Linked DNA regions of Mus musculus: region 2 is linked to region 1. A link is a loop called in an ENCODE intact Hi-C map of the cell type or tissue named here. Cell type or tissue: left cerebral cortex. All regions are shown on one strand.

Region 1 (8,000 bases):
TTTTTCTGATATCTTTCCAGATCTTAGTGGGTGTATCAGGTAGCCCTCCTTTTTGCAGTTACACAAATATACATCCACACTCATTCGTTTCTTAAGTGTATATAAAATTATTCTCTTCTCCTAGATAAGTTTCAACTTTCTATGCATAAAGAACAAGAATCAAAGAAAGAGTGATACAGGAGACAGAACTCAGTATGGTGGGCAATCTCCTTCATTTGTTCATTCAATAATCATTGTGAAGCACAAAAGATTCTGAACAGCCAAAGCAATCCTGAGCACTATTAAAGGAATCTCAATACCTAATTTCAAATTACATAATCATAGTAACAGAACAGCATATTTATCTTAGCCAGCTTGTCGTTTTGATTTAACAGATTTTGATGAAAAGAGTTTGAGTTACTAGGAAAAAATGAGATAGATAGATAGATAGATAGATAGATAGATAGATAGATAGACAGACAGACAGATAGATCAATCCATCAGGTAGATAGACTAGATGACCCAGAAATAAAAACTTCGCAGATACAGTCATATGTTTTTCAATAAACACATGTTGTAAAAGAAGAAGAAGAAGAAGAAGAAGAAGAAGAAGAAGAAGAAGAAGAAGAAGAAGAAGAAGAAGAAGAAGAAGAAGAAGAAGAAGGAAGAAGAAGAAGAAGAAGAAGAAGAAGAAGAAGAAGAAGAAGAAGAAGAAGAAGAAGAAGAAGAAGAAGAAGAAAGAAGAAGAAGAAGAAGAAGAAGAAGAAGAAGAAGAAGAAGAAGAAGAAGAAGAAGAAGAAGAAGAAGAAGAAGAAGAAGAAGAAGAAGAAGAAGAAGAAGAAGAAGGTGGCCTCTCAACAAATACAACTGGAGTGGACATCCATTTGTAGAAGAAAGAAATTAGATCCCTATCTCTCATCCTTCATAAAACCAATTCAAAATACAACAAAGTTCTCAATGTAAGACTTGGAAGTATTAGAAGAAAACATAAGGAAAATGCTGTACTTCAGGTTGTAGATATAGACATAAGAAATGATAGCAAGAATTGACAATTTGCAGAGAAAACAACCAACCAAATCAAGAGGTAGTCTCTGGAGTGAAAGAAAAATTCTGTCTGCTAGACATCAAACAGGAGATCAATATCCAGAATATATAAAGAACTCACCAATTTAAAGAGCAAAAGAAGAAATAATCAAATCACCAAACGATCTGAACAAATGATGAGTACAAATTGCCAAAAATTTCATGAAATAATGTTCACTATATTTAACTATCAGGAAAATGCAAATCAAACTACATTGATATTCCATTAGTACATACCTGAAGGAATCAAAGTCACCATGTAGTAAGAGACACTTGCAAACCCATGTTTCTCACAACGCTATTCACAGTAGCAAAGTTGTGGGGAGAACCTGCATGCCCAGCAGTAGGTGGAGGAGCACCTGGTCTATTCACCAGAATTTTGTTCAGACATCAAGAATGAAGTTATGTTGTTCACCAGAGAGTGAGTGAATCAAGGGATTGCTGGGCTAAGTGACATAAGCTAGACTCAGAAAGAAAAATATTTTTTCTCTCATAGGAATTATCTATGTTTTGGAAAAGAATATGAGGGGCTGGAGAAATGGCTCAGCTATAAAGAATACTTGTTTTGCAATTGTGGAGACCTGGGTTCAGATATTAGCACCCACAAAATAAGCCAAGCTTTAGCCACCCATGCCTATGACTCCAGCACTGAAGGAGACAGAGACAGGAGCACCAATAGGGCTTGCTGACTTCCAACATAGTCAGAACTTGATTCCTGAGTTCAAGAAGAGATCTTGTCTCATAGCAACAGCAAATGATGAACGAGGACATCTGCTGCCTTCTTCCTGCCTCCTCACATACACACGGGCATAGGGACTCACCCAAGTAGGTACATACACTCAGACACACATACACACATACATACATACATACATACATACATACATACATACATATTTTTAACTGGCCTATAAAAAAGGTAAAGGGCAAAAGTGTATAGAAGGACTTTGTGGGGAATGGAAGGACCTATGGACACAAAGATACAGGTAAAGGAGGGTAATAGGTAGTAGATATGATCAACGTATGAAGTGGAAATTTCTGGTTTCTTCAATAACTCAGTTGTATCACATGATGTTTTTCTGGAAACTGTCTTGTGAGAGGGCATGTGATGTTTGGTTGAAAACAGACACTTGAGAAGGCACATGATGAATACAAATAGAACCCCACAAAGAGTTAGTGGATGCTCTTGCATTGCTACACTGTACAACACTTCACTAGTCCTCACTGGTCTTCACTGGCTTTTGCGGGTCTTTACTTCATAGAGAGAAATGCACCAAAGACCTTCTCGTGGTAATCCAGCTGATTCTAGTTGCTTCCGCTGACGTGTGCCAACTCTTCAGAGCCTTGCTGTTTCTGTTGGATCTTGTCACCACTACTGATTCATGTTTGGTGTTTGCTATTGAAATGGACTGCTGGTATCCTGACAATGAGGAGTGGAATCATCCCAAGGAACTACTTCTAAACAGGTCCACAGTCCCCTTTTCCTATTAACCTTTTTCTCCTACCTCTGGCCAGTGCATTAGAAGGGAGGTTGAAGCATTTAAGAATAAATAAAGTGCGTTTTGAAAAATCTAAGCCTACAAACATACATTATATCTGCACATGAAGACAGGCAATGAAATCTATCATTTTTACAATTAATTAACACAAATAAAATAAGCATTCTATTTTTTCCCTATGTCAGGCTCTGTACTGTTGATTGGGGCAATAAAGACATGATTCCAGAATAGCAGCATAACTACATTCTCAGCTACCAAGAGACTGAGGCAGGTTGATTAGAGGCCATCGTGAGCTAAATAGCAAGACCCTGACTCATAAAAAAGGTTCAGGGAGAAAGACATACAAGCATGAGTGTGAGATAAAAAGTACACGTTGAACTTCAGCCCAGGTTGCTACCCTGCCACAGACTAGGTCTATAGAGAGATACCGAAGAGAGCCTAAAAACAGAAACACAACAAAACTGCTTTAAAAGTAAGAAAGAAGTCAAAAGAGTTTCACAGACCAAAAACTTTCCTCTGGCTAATGAGATTTTTCTAGGTAAACAAGAGTGCCCAAGGTGTTTGAAGCAGTGAGGCAAGCATGATGTGTTTCACAGTGAGCAGCTTGAAAGTGCTGGAGGAAAGCTGTCTTAGGAGCCAGGTTCCTTTTTAGAAAGGGGAACAAAATACCCATGGAAGGAGTTACAGAGACAAAGTTCTGAGCAGAACCTGAAGGAAAGACCATCCAGAGACTGCCCCACTTGGGGATCCATCCCACATACAGTCACCAAACCCAGACACTATTGTGGATACCAACAAGTGCTTGCTGACAGGAGCCTGATATAGCTGTCTCTTGTGAGGCTCTACCAGTGCCTGGCAAATACAGAAGTGGATGCTCACAGTCATCCACTGGACCGAACACAAGGTCCCCAGTGAAGGAGCTAGAGAAAGTACCCAGGGAGCTGAAGGGGTCTGAAGCCCCATAGGAGGAACATCAATATGAACTAACCAGTAGCCCCAGAGCTCCTTGGAAGTATACCACCATTCAAAAAAAAAGCACATGGTGGAACTGTGACTCTAGCTATATTTGTAGCAGAGGATGGCCTAGACAGTCATCAATAGGAGAGGCCCTTGGTCCTGTGAAGGCTTTATGCCCTAGTAAAGGGGAATGCCAGGGCCAGGAAGCAGGAGTGGGTGTGTTGGGGAGCAGGGGGTGGGCATAGGGGATTTTCAAAGAGGAAACTAGGAAATGAGATAACATTTGAAATGTAAATAAAGCAAATATCTAATAAAAGATTTAAAGAAAACTATGGCAGTAAAAAAAGGGGGAGAGCAATCAAGATGCTGTCAGTTCACTAGCAAGCATAAACTTGAGTTTTAGGATAGGGAATCATATGGTCAATTTGGCCATGGATGCAGAGATGTAAAACTGAGACTCTTTCAATTTATGGGTTGAACTTTTAAGATGGAACATGTTTTATTCTTTTTTTTAAGATTTATTTATTATTATATGTAAGTATACTGTAACTGTCTTCAGACACTCCAGAAGAGGGAGTCAGATCTCGTCACGGATGGTTGTGAGCCACCATGTGGTTGCTGGGATTTGAACTCGGGACCTTCGGAAGAGCAGTCAGGTGCTCTTACCCACTGAGTCATCTCACCAGCCCAACATGTTTTATTCTAATAGAGCTTGTAAGTCAGAAGAGAGGCAGAGAAACTAGCTCTTCTCAGCATCCTTGCTGAAGAAGCAAGGAGAGTCTGCAAGGAGAAGCCAGAAAAAGACAAAAGAGAAAGAAGGAAAAGTCCACAAAGTGGGTTTCAGGAAGCTTCTAACCGTGTAACAGAGAGGAAGTGAGATAAGTTATTCCAGTGCAAGCAGCAGATGGTCTGGGTAGGAGCTAGAGGGATTTGGGAGGGAAGAGGGATTTAGAATTCCAATGAATGAATGGAAGATAAGGAAGTGGAGACAATCCGGATGGTTCATAGAAAACTGGAAGGCTGGAGAGGAACGGAGGTCCTTGAGGCTCTGTTGGTTTGGGTTTTGTGTTTGTTTGGTTTTTGAGACAGGCTTTCTTTTTCTAGCCATGGCTATTCTGGAACTAGCCATGTAGACCAGAATGGCCTTGCACTTACAGAGATCAGCCTGCCTCTGTGTGTGTGTGTGTGTGTGTGTGTGTGTGTGTGTGTGTGTGTGTGTGTGTGTGTAGCTATAGGCAATGAGAAATCACCTAATCTGGATACTGGGAATTGAGCTCCAGTTCTCTGCAAGAGCAGCACATGCTCTTTACCCTTGAGCCCATCCCTGTGGCCCCCAAGACTGTTTTTAAGATGAAGAAATTAAGCATAAAACCAAAGCAGTTAAAAAAAAAGTTCAAAAACAGGAAATTTACAGGTCACCACAGAATTGGAGCATCATAGGCCATGAAGACAGACAGAAATGATATTGTCAGTTGAGGAATTAATCTTGTACTATGAGGGAGGAAAAAGGTAAAAGAAGTACAGAAAAGACAATTCTGGAAAACCAATGGTAGAAATACATATTGTTCACACCATCCAGGTCAGGATGTCTGGAAAAGTGATGGAAGTTGGGACAGGAAAGGAAGCCAATAAAGACACCTAAGGTGGTCACCTGTGGGCTTGAAAGTCTAGAGGGATTTTAAAGAACCTCAGTTGCTTTGATGACATCAATCTGCCATATTCTGAATTCCCTTCCAGTTTCTGTGACCTAATAATGAAAGCCAGACTTCTCCAAATTTAACAGTGCATCTTAATTAGGGTTGGAAGTGCTGGCAAGAGAAGCCTGAGACACAAGCAGAAGAGAGAAGTGCTCCAGTTGGAAAGGAAAAGAAATGGCCAAGGAACTAGAAGTCTTCACAAGTTCAGTGACCAGAGATGGAGGTGCTAGAAGTTAAGATAGCAAGCAACGAACAAACACAATGGTTCAGAGTAGATGAGTTCCTTTGGATGAAGTCACCAAAGTGTAAGCGACCATGAGAATGAGTTTCAGAAGTAAAGAGAAGGTACAGATGGTAACATTGAGATAAAAATTATTCTAAACTGGAGCACTGCTTCTCGGGGCCTTAGTATTTGTTACCTGCCAGGAGCAACCACCCCCTCCCTAGGGAGAGTCTATCGGTGTCTTCACCCATATTGTGCAGATGAGGAAACAGACGCAGAACAGTTAAGCAAGTTCCTTAGATGGAACAGAGACTCAAGCCCAAGCCATCTGCCACCAGAGTCCTCTCCTCCAATGCCATACAGTACTGCTGCTCTCCATAAAATGACAACAATGGCATGTGGAGATCAAGAGGCAGGAAGACACAAGATGAATGGTCATCTAAAATGTAACTAAAGGGTCTCCCATATATCAAGAGAATTCATCACAAAATTGAGTCTCCAGTATTCACCAGTTTGTGCTATAAATCGAGGGATCCTACCTAGTACAACAGTCGCAGAGGCGGGAATTAATTCCTCCCATACTCCCTCCATGAAATTTGCACAAAAGTTTTTTTTATTATTTAGAAAAAAAAACCTGAAATGATATTCTGGTATTCAGCCTGCTGGCTAGTAGAATCTTACATTAATTGATTCTATAAAAATCTACATCCCAGCAGCCAAACGTGTTCAGCTGAGAAACAACTGAACAATTCACTGCAGAATCAAATGGTTCCACACACAAAGGAATAAATAGATGGTAAAACAATAGTTAGTTTCACAGACCATCTGGACAAGCTAACAGGCTGCATCTGACGTCCGTCAACCTGGCCATCCTAGAAGTTCCTAGATTGTACTCTCTTGGAACATCCTGAGAGGATAGGATAAAATCAGACTCATTTTTCAAACCAAATTTTAAATGTGTGCCTACATGGAAGAGCTTCTCCTTTCTCAGATATTCAACTATATCATGCCACATTTGGCCAACAATTCCTAACAACATTTATGAGAATTATGCCAAGAACTGCAATTCAACTGACTGCAGCACATAAATTCCCCAGGACTGAGTTATCGGTGGAAGTAGAGCGTCAATATCATGTCATAGCATGCTTTGTTCAATATTTGTGGCAGTAAACTTGAGGATGAACTATGGCATGCCATAATTTTTCAGCATTAATAGAGGATAGAGTTGCCAGCATTTAAGCTTTATAGCCTCTTTTTAAATGGCAGTTAATGATTTTGTCAGTTTTCTGCCAAAAAATTCTTTGTAGGAAATATCTTCCCACTTTACTTAGCCTGTAGAAGTAAACTGAGAACTTCACTCCTCATTCTCTACAATGTGAGTTACCAAAACTTGCCAGCTATCCACGAGGACGTCAACATTGGTGTCCTGGTAGGAAACTTTGGCAAGCTGGGTCGCCTTGGGAATGGGAGGCTTTAGCGTGATTTCTGCCATCACTAAACTAGATGTTCCTTTGAAATGCTACATAAATTATCTTAGCCTGTGTCCATAGCATATAGCTTCTTCCCCCACTGAAGCATTTATTACAGTGGTCCATTTATCACAAAAGCTAAGACAGTCTCATTTCCTCCTGCTTATTTTAATTTGACTTCTGAGCAGCACATAGCCCAACTGGCTCCTCCCTTGTTTTTTTAACTATTTTTTATTAATTATTTTGTTTATTTACATCCCAAATGTTGTCCTGCCTCCCAGTGCCCCCTCCCCTTCCCCTCTGAGAAGGTGCTCTCCCTCTGGAATCCCCCTACCTGGGGCATCAAGTCTCTACATGGATTAGGAACATCCTCTTCTACTGCGGCCAGACAAGGCAGTACTCTGCTATATATGTGCTTGGGACCTTGTATGCTCTTTGGTTGGTGGCTTAGTCTCTGGGAGCTCCCAGGGATCCAAGTTAGTTGACAATGTTGGTATTTCTGTGGGGTGTATCATGGGTATTCTGTACTTTTTGGCTAAAAACCACTTGTTAGTGAGTACATACCATGCATGTAATTTGGGGTCTGGGTTATCTAACTCATAAAGGTATTTTCAAGTTCTATCCATTTTCCTGAAAATTCAAGATGTCCTTGTTTTTAATGGCTGAATTGTACTCCATTGTGTAAGTAAGTCACATTTTCTGTAACCATTCTTCGGTAGAGGGACATCTGGGTTGTTTCCAGCTTCTGGCTATTACAAATTAGGCTGCTGTAATCATAGTGGAGCATGTGTCCTTGTGATTTGGTGGACATCCTTTGGTTATATGTCCAGGAGTGGTATAGCTGGGTCTTCAGGTAGAACAGTTTCCAATTTTCTGAAAAAACGACAGATTGATTTCTGCTGTACCAGTTTGCAATCTCACTAGCTATGGAGGAGTGTTCCCCTTTCTCCACATCTTCGCCAGCATGTGCTGTCATTCTGATTGGTGTAGGGTGGAATCTCGGGATCATTTTGATTTGCATTTCTCTGATGACTAAGGATGCTGAACATTTCTTTAAGTGCTTCTCAGCCATTCAATATTCCTCTGTTGAGAA
Region 2 (8,000 bases), 110 kb after region 1:
TATCATAGTGAAGCCCATTGTTTGTGTGCTAAAAAAACTAATTTTTTTTAAAAATGAAAATATTAGAAAGAAAACTATTTTCCTTGGTATCTTTGAGCATAGTAACCAATTCTGCTTAGAGACCTATCTTTACTAAGTGGAAAATCTGGTCATACCGAGGATAATCTTTTTCCTGGCATGGGTCAACTTCCTTGTATCTTTATGGTCAATAAATTTATGTCATTATTTACTCAGAGGGATTTGTTGTTGTTTGTTTGTTTGCTTGTTTGTTACAGATGGGGTCACGGTATACATCTGAGGCCAGCCTCAAACCTGAGATCCTCCACCTGTGCCTCCAAGTGCTAGAAATACAGGTGTGCCCCACCACCTGTGGCCCTCCTGGCCCCACCCCCAGCCCTCCAGTCCTACAGCTTTTGGTTGAATCTGAGACATCATGGATGATACATTAAGGAGAGTCTGCATCCTTGCTCTGCAAACACTGGCTTCTCCCATAGCATAGGCCCGACACTATCATAGCATCTTTTACAGCAGCATGAGGCCTGACCACTTTTTTCTTTTTTTTTTTTTTTATTGAGTAATCAGTGATGTCTTGATGACTTTAATTTTGAGCTATGTAAGCCATGCTAAAGCATGATGAAGAGCTCCAATATAGAACATTTTATTCATTCTCTTTAAAAGTTTCAGCCACAGAAGAGTGAGCTGAGGTTTCTTTATAATCTTTCTAATATAAGTGATGTTCCCAGTGTCTCTTCTAATTATAATGAAGCCATATGTCCTCCTGTGGATTGCTTGGCATAGTGTCTAAGTATTGATGGCTCGTGAGATTTTACAAAGATTAATTCAGATGAGCTCATAAGTTTGTTGGCAGAGGTACCTAGTGGGTGTTCCTGTCTGTGTGTGACTGCTATTGAGGATAATATAATGATATGAAGTTGAGGCTTTCCTGCCCAGTGCCGCCTTCCGATTCAATCATTAGTCTGAATCCCCATTCTTCCTGGAGCATCTTTTTGTCATCACCAATGAGACTGACAAGCTGAGATCAATGAATTTCAGAATCACTACTTTCAATTTTGCTTCTGTGTCCATGGGCTTATCCTCTCAACATTTGAGTTAGATGACAAACATTAGCATCTTCTGGACAAATCGATATACATCAAGAGAAGAATAACTAACCATGTTTTTATTCAAAGCATAGTATTTCTTCCAACAACACCGGTGGTTATATGAAAAGAAGGTCAAGCATTCATGTTGCAAGATGAAGAATTGCTATAATGTGAGAAAAATACAATGGGTTACATTCTCGAACACATATTCATGGAGTCCACTACGTGGAACACTAGCTAAAGAAATTAACTTAGAAATAGAGGGGAAATGTCTTTTAAAATGATGCGTCCAGGATTAGGTTAGTGCAGTGGTAGAGTACTTGAGTAGCACGCACAAGGCTCTGTCTGGGTTTATTTCCCAGCACCACAAAAATAAATCAACTCAAATAAAACAGCATAAGAGCCCGGTCAGATTACCCAAAGAGAAACTTAACAACCCTTGAATGCCCAGGGTAGTTGAAGATCAACAGAACTTTAACAAAATGATCAGGTGGGGAGAAATGGGAAGTCTAGTAGGTGAAGATACTGGTTCAAAGACAGAGTCCAAGAAAACTAAGGGATCCTCTATTTTCATCCATAGCTTCAGGGTATTTTAAACTAAGAGTTACTTATAGTCTTCCCTGAATCCAACAGCTTTATTCAGAGGCAAGGGGACTGAGCCCCATATGGCACAGGCTTCCTAAGTTAGTCAAGGACCTTCTACCCAAGCGTCGGCTCATCACTATCAGAGCCAGTTTTACAGCAGGCTATTTATCTTTAATTTCTTTCCCTTATAAAACAAACGTCGCTATTTTAAATGTTTTAAGATTTATTTTTTATGCATGTGAGTGTTTTACCTGCATGTATGACTCTGGACCTTGTGCCAACAGTACCGTTAGAGGCCAGCAAAGGATGACGGCTCTCCTGAGACTGCAGTTACAGGTGGCTGTGAGCTCATGGGGGTACTGAGAATTAGCATGAGTCCTCTAGAGGAACAGCCACAGCTCTTTTTGGGGGAGGGGTGGATATTTTCTTTATTTACACTTCAAATGTTATCCCCTTTCCTGGTTCCTCCCCACCCCCTGCCTGAAACCCCCTATCCCATCCCCCTCCTTCTATGAGAGTGCTCCCCCATCCACCCACCCACTCCCACATCCCCACCCTGGAACTCTCCTTCACTGGGGCATCGAGCTTTCACAGGACCAAGGGATTCTCCTTCCACAAGGCTAGCCTCTGCTATATATGTGACTGTAGCCATGGGTCCCTCCATGGGTATTCCTTAGTTTGTAGTTTGAACAGCCAGAGGGTTTTTTTGGTGTTTTGGTTTTTTGGTTTTTTGGTTTTTGGTTTTTGGTTTTTTTGGGTTGTTTCTTTTTTGGGGGGGGGGGTTCAAGACAGGGTTTCTCTGTATAGCCCTGTCTGTCCTGGAACTCACTTTTGTAGACCAGGCTGGCCTCAAACTCAGAAATCCGCCTGCCTCTGCCTCCCAAGTGATGGAATTAAAGGTGTGTGCCACCACCGCCCAGCTTCAGCCAGAGCTCTTAATCACTGCGCCATCTCTCCAAGATCTGGGAGGAATTGGGGGAGAGGAATCTGTAATCATAATATACTGTATGGAAAAAAATCTATTTTCAATAAAAAGAACAATATTGCTTTAATTTTTTTAAAAATTCTTTGAAAAAATATTTGAAGCTACAATTGTATACCTGAAAAAGAATTTATAAAACAAAACCAAGCTCACATGTATAATCCCAACACTCAAGAGGCTGAAACAGGAGGATGGCCATGAGTTTGACACCAGCCTGAGCTACAGAGGGATATCCAATCGCAAAAAAAGAAAAAGAAAAAGAACTTAGCGCCTGAAAATAAAAATCTTTCATCTTTCCATCAGTGTCTACATAGGGGGAAGAACATACATTTCATCTAACTCAGAAAAGATTTGCTTATAACCTAAGGATTGCCTTTTTTCTGTTTTTAAATTTGGAGGATTAATATTAGAATCTTCACTAAGGAAGTTTTCTCTGGTTCCCTCCCAGATTGCTGCTATTCATTTTAGTAACAAGCCAGTGAGTTGTACAATACGTAATCACAGACAACATGTGCCACAAATAAAATGCTAGGTCCTGGTCATTTTTAAATAAACCATTAATCTTACTCTAAATTAGAAACAATTCGAGAAAGGCTCTGTAAAGAATGATAGTGGTGCTGGAGAGATAGCTTGTTTGTCAAAGTGTTTATCTTACAAACATGAGGACCCAAGTTCCAGACCCAGCACCCAGGCATGGTGATGCACACCGTAACCCCAGCAACGGAATGATGGAAGCAAGGGTCCCTGGAGCCTGCTGTGCACACAGCCTAGCCTACTTGGCAAAGTCCAGGCCAGTAAGAGACCTGTGTCAAAAATAAAGAAAGAAGAAAAAAATAGGCCAATACCTGAGGAATAACACTTGAGGTCATCTTCTTGCCTCCACAGACATATGCACATGTGCACACACACACACACACACACACACACACACACACACACACACAAAACTGATACTGAGTAGCTTCAATCTGAAGCCGACATGTCTCTGTGCAAGCCTGTGTGCTTCTGGCAGGTTTTCCCAATAAGTGACTATGCATAGGAACCCTCCCTTCATAACCTCTTTACTGCGTTAACAGTTTTAAACTAGGGTTAGCATAGCAACTCCCTTTTTATTCTGAATGTGGTGGTTTGAATAAGAAATGCCCTCTATAGACTCAGACACTTGAACACTTGGTCCCCAGTTGGTGGCGCTGTTTGGGGAGGTGGAACAGCCCTGCTGAAGGAAATACATCACTGGGGATGGGCTTGACAGGCCCTTGGTCCTGTGAAGGCTAAATACCCCAGTGTAAGGGAATGCCAGGACCAGGAAGCAGGAGTGGGTGGGTTGGTGAGCAGGGGGAGGGGAGAGGGGAGAGGGGGTTTTCCGAGAGGAAACCAGGAAAAGGGATAACATTTGAAATGCAAATAAAGAAAATATCTAATAAAAAATTAAATATCTAGATAGAATGAATAAATCTTTAGAAAAATGTAAAAAAAAAAAAAAAAAAAAAAAAAAGAATTTGTAACTTTGGGCCTAGAGACTAGAGAGATGGCTCAGCAGTTAAGAGCACCGACTGCTCTTCCAGAATTCCTGAGTTCAATTCCCAGCAACCACATGATGGCTCACAACCATCTGTAATGGGATCCGATGCCCTCTTCTGGTATGTCTGAAGAGAGCAATGGTGTACTCATATACATAAAATAAATAAATACATCTTTAATAATAGTAAATAAAAGAATTTACAACTTCTCCCAGCTTTTCATTCTCCGTCTCTGCTTCCTCTGTGGTTTGTGGCTGAGGATGTGACCACTCAACTTTCTGCCTCCTGCCCTTCCGCGTGCTACCATCCCTACCCACCGTGAGGGACTCCCATCCATCAGGAACTGTAAGCCTTGCTCAGCCGTGACATTTGCCACAGCGACAGAACAGTTTTCACTTTTTTTTCTAATTGTTATTTTTAAATAACTACCTAGACTACAAAATAAATAACATTTGATTTAAAAAAAATTTTTTTTAAGGCACAGTCTTATAATCCCTATGACCATGGTAGCAACTTGGGCCTAGTCCAACAGAGGCTGAACTTGCGAGCCTGACAGGCATTCAACAAGCCTTGTTCACCCCTGGCTCTGCACCCAGATGCTGTTCAGATGCTAGGCCTGCCCAGGCCTCAGTGATGGTAAAGTATTTCCTGGACCAGAAAGTGCTCTAAGTTCCTGAGACCAAGAGATCACTGCCATGTGGCAATGGAACCCAAATCTCTATAGCAAACACAGCTTAACTGAACACACAGTGCACGGGGAGGTGACCCCTGACTGGAATCTTCTGTCCTGAAGACTCCTGACCAAGATCAACAGGCTGGTACATTGGGTAAAACAGGTGCTTCCTGCCAATGTCGATCATTTGATGTACATCCTGGAAGACTCTATTGTAGAGCCACAGAATCACACAACGGCATTCATGTGAAACTTCAAACACAACCAGCTGATGGTGTGGAGCAGTGATGTGTGAACTCTGATGACAGCTGCTGGACCGAAACCCACAGGAAGCCTCGAGCTTCCTTATTTGGCATCTCCAGAGCTGTCCAGGAACTTGGTCTGCCCATTTCAAAAGCAATGTGACCAAGACAATGAAGAGTTTTTAATTACATCTTGGCAAAGCTACGAGGTGGGGCTCTTTCCAGTATACTTCTTGGGGCAGCAAAAGAAGCCAAAGATGATCTGGCCAGTGCAGAGAAGGCCAAGGGCCTGGCTTACAAGGCTGACATCAAGCAGCCTCAGCAGCAATAACAGTTTGGCAGAGCCCACCAGCCAGGATAAATCAGTGCACTCTCCCCTCTCCTCCCCTCTCCCCTCTCCCCTCTCCCCTCTCCCCTCTCCCCTCTCCCCTCTCCCCTCTCCCCTCTCCCCCCCCTCCCCTCTCCCCTCTCCTCCCCTCTCCCCTCTCCCCTCTCCTCCCCTCTCCCCTCTCCCCTCTCCCCCCCCTCCCCTCTCCCCTCTCCCCCCCTCTCCTCCCCTCTCCCCTCTCCTCCCCTCTCCCCTCTCCCCCCCTCCCCTCTCCCCTCTCCTCCCCTCTCCCCTCTCCCCTCTTCCCCTCCCCTCTCCCTTCTCCCCTCTCCCCTCTCCACTCTCCCCTCTCCCCTCTCCCCCCTCCCCTCTCCCCCCTCCCCCCTCCCCCCTCCCCTCTCCCCTCTCCCCTCTCCCCATTACACTTTATTACTGAAAGTCCACTACCAGCCCTTCCTGCTGCCTGGATGGTGGGTTGCAGCAGGAGTCTTGTACGGCATCTGGAGTGTACCAGGCTCAGTGTCCACTGTTCCTAATCTCACCCATTGGGCAGCTGGTGACTGGTGCAGAGGGCTGTAGTGACATTCCCAAGGTCACGAGCAGTACGCGGAGCTCCTTGTTTTAATCTCTGATCTGTCCCAAGTACATGGAACAATATTTAGCTCATTACATGTTCTCCATCAGCAAATGATTTGATTGGTCCCAGGAAAAAGCAAATTTAGAAAACGATTTAGATTAACCCCACTAGGTGGTGAGATGCCACCCAAGCACTGCCATGGAGGGCCTGTGCACTGACGGGGCAGAGAGGTCTGTTGACATGTTCCCAGCATCTTCCTGACTCTACTAGATTGTTTTCCTGCCATATCTCTGAATTTTACTGGACACCATTGCCCTTACCCTCAACAAAACAAGTAGGCAATGCCAGTTTCCGGATAAACACATCCTATGTGGACATCATTGGTGTAGATATTAATGAGACACAGGCCAACATTTGTTTTGTTCTGAGTGTCCTGGGGCTAATGTGGAAACTTTCTCTCTATTTACTATGCTCAGTGGACAGATATCTGAGTCCTGTACGATGTCAGACAATGCAGAACAGCAAGGAGGAGCTGAGTAAAGAGGGGATGAGTGTTCCTGGCAGAAGGCACCTATCCCCATGTCAATCAGGAGACCCTTGGCCTCCACCCTCCCAGCCGTGTACCGCCAACTGAGTCTTACCTCTCTTAACCCTAATCCATCCCATCACGTAAGCACTCATAATTTTAATGACCATTTATGATTCAGCCCAAATGACTAAGCCTTAAAAATCAGTCCCTTAATTTTTCAAGAAAAAATATGACAACTTTTTATTATGTGGTGGCTAGATAAGTGACTGCCAGTGTAGCAATACCAGATTTCCTCATGAAAAATAAATTTTACATACAATTGTTAGTGGAGTCGGTAGTATAAATGTCAGATAAATACAGTGTAAATGGCGGTTAAGAACCGTCCTATTGGGCTAGACCAAGGGCTTCATGGTTAAGAGCAGTTGATGCTCTTGCAGAAGACCTGGGTTTGGTTCCCAGCACCCACATGGTAGCTCATAACTGTCTGTAACTATAGTTCCAGAAGATCTTAATGTCCACTTCTGACCTCTGTAGATACAAGGCACTCAGTACACAGGCAAAACACACACACACACACACACACACACACACACACACACACATAAATCTACAAGCTTTTAAAAAGAACAGTGGTATTGCTATGACCTTTAAAATAAATTAGACTTATTTTCACTTCAAAATTTCTCTTTAAAGTCTCTAGACCTTCTGACTAAAATGCCCAAGCTGATACATTTTCTTCACTAAGATGTATGTTCTGCCCTTTTGATGCTTTTGCAACCAAACAAAACTATGTCTATTGTATATTTTAATTCTTTGGAGTGTTTATTGAACTAATACATCTTGAGATAAAATGAAAACATAGCTAAGCACTAGATTTCATTGCCTAGAGCAATTATATTTACAGTAATCATGATATAGGATTATTGAAATTACATATTGAAGGAGGCAACCATTTATTTACAAACATGGTAAGCAAAATACTTTGGAGGTTTAAACAGTTAACACAAGAAAAATACTGGCAGTGTGTAACACTAAAATGGACTGTTTCTGATACAAGATTTCTTAAATAGCAAAGTAGGATGAATTCCCTTATAGCTTTTGGCATCTATGTCAGTCTTTTTCCTCTTTGTGTTAGTTCTAATTTATTCTTTGCATATACCTGTCTGGGCCAGAGAAGTGACTTTAGAAACGCTATGACAATCTGCAGTTTTTGAGATGAAGTTGATGTCTGTGAAACCCGGTTATATCTTACAAGAGACTAGCTCCTGCGGCTTCCCTCTCTCCTTAAGGTAGGCGAATAGGTGCCTTCTCCATCTCCACGTAACCTTCACCCGATTCTTCTCCTCAGAGGTGTCCTAAAACACAATAGGCCCCAGCTCTGGACTGTTGGGAGGTCTAGGGCCAAAGATGCAGCCACGGGGACTGCATTCCCTCTGGTCCGGGGAAATGAGATCTTCTCTT

Evidence for each region. Peaks named below come from ENCODE experiments on the same cell type or tissue, not always from the same donor. Only the 100,000 strongest peaks of a DNase experiment are listed, where the experiment ranks them.
Region 2: it touches region 1 in a loop (2.8-fold over the local background); 2 of 42 quality-filtered maps call a loop at or near these places.

The regions. Positions count from the first base shown.
Region 1 is chr12:58,808,574-58,816,573 of GRCm38, forward strand. No RefSeq gene overlaps it. Among named protein-coding and RNA genes, the nearest start is that of Sec23a, 200 kb to the right of the region's middle. In left cerebral cortex, no CTCF peak of the experiment used is centred here; DNase peaks (open chromatin) are centred at 4,406, 5,737 and 6,270.
Region 2 is chr12:58,915,844-58,923,843 of GRCm38, forward strand. It overlaps the pseudogene Gm2649 and the pseudogene Gm47647. Among named protein-coding and RNA genes, the nearest start is that of Sec23a, 92 kb to the right of the region's middle. In left cerebral cortex, a CTCF peak has its summit at 4,309 (motif pointing left); DNase peaks (open chromatin) are centred at 354, 822 and 7,839.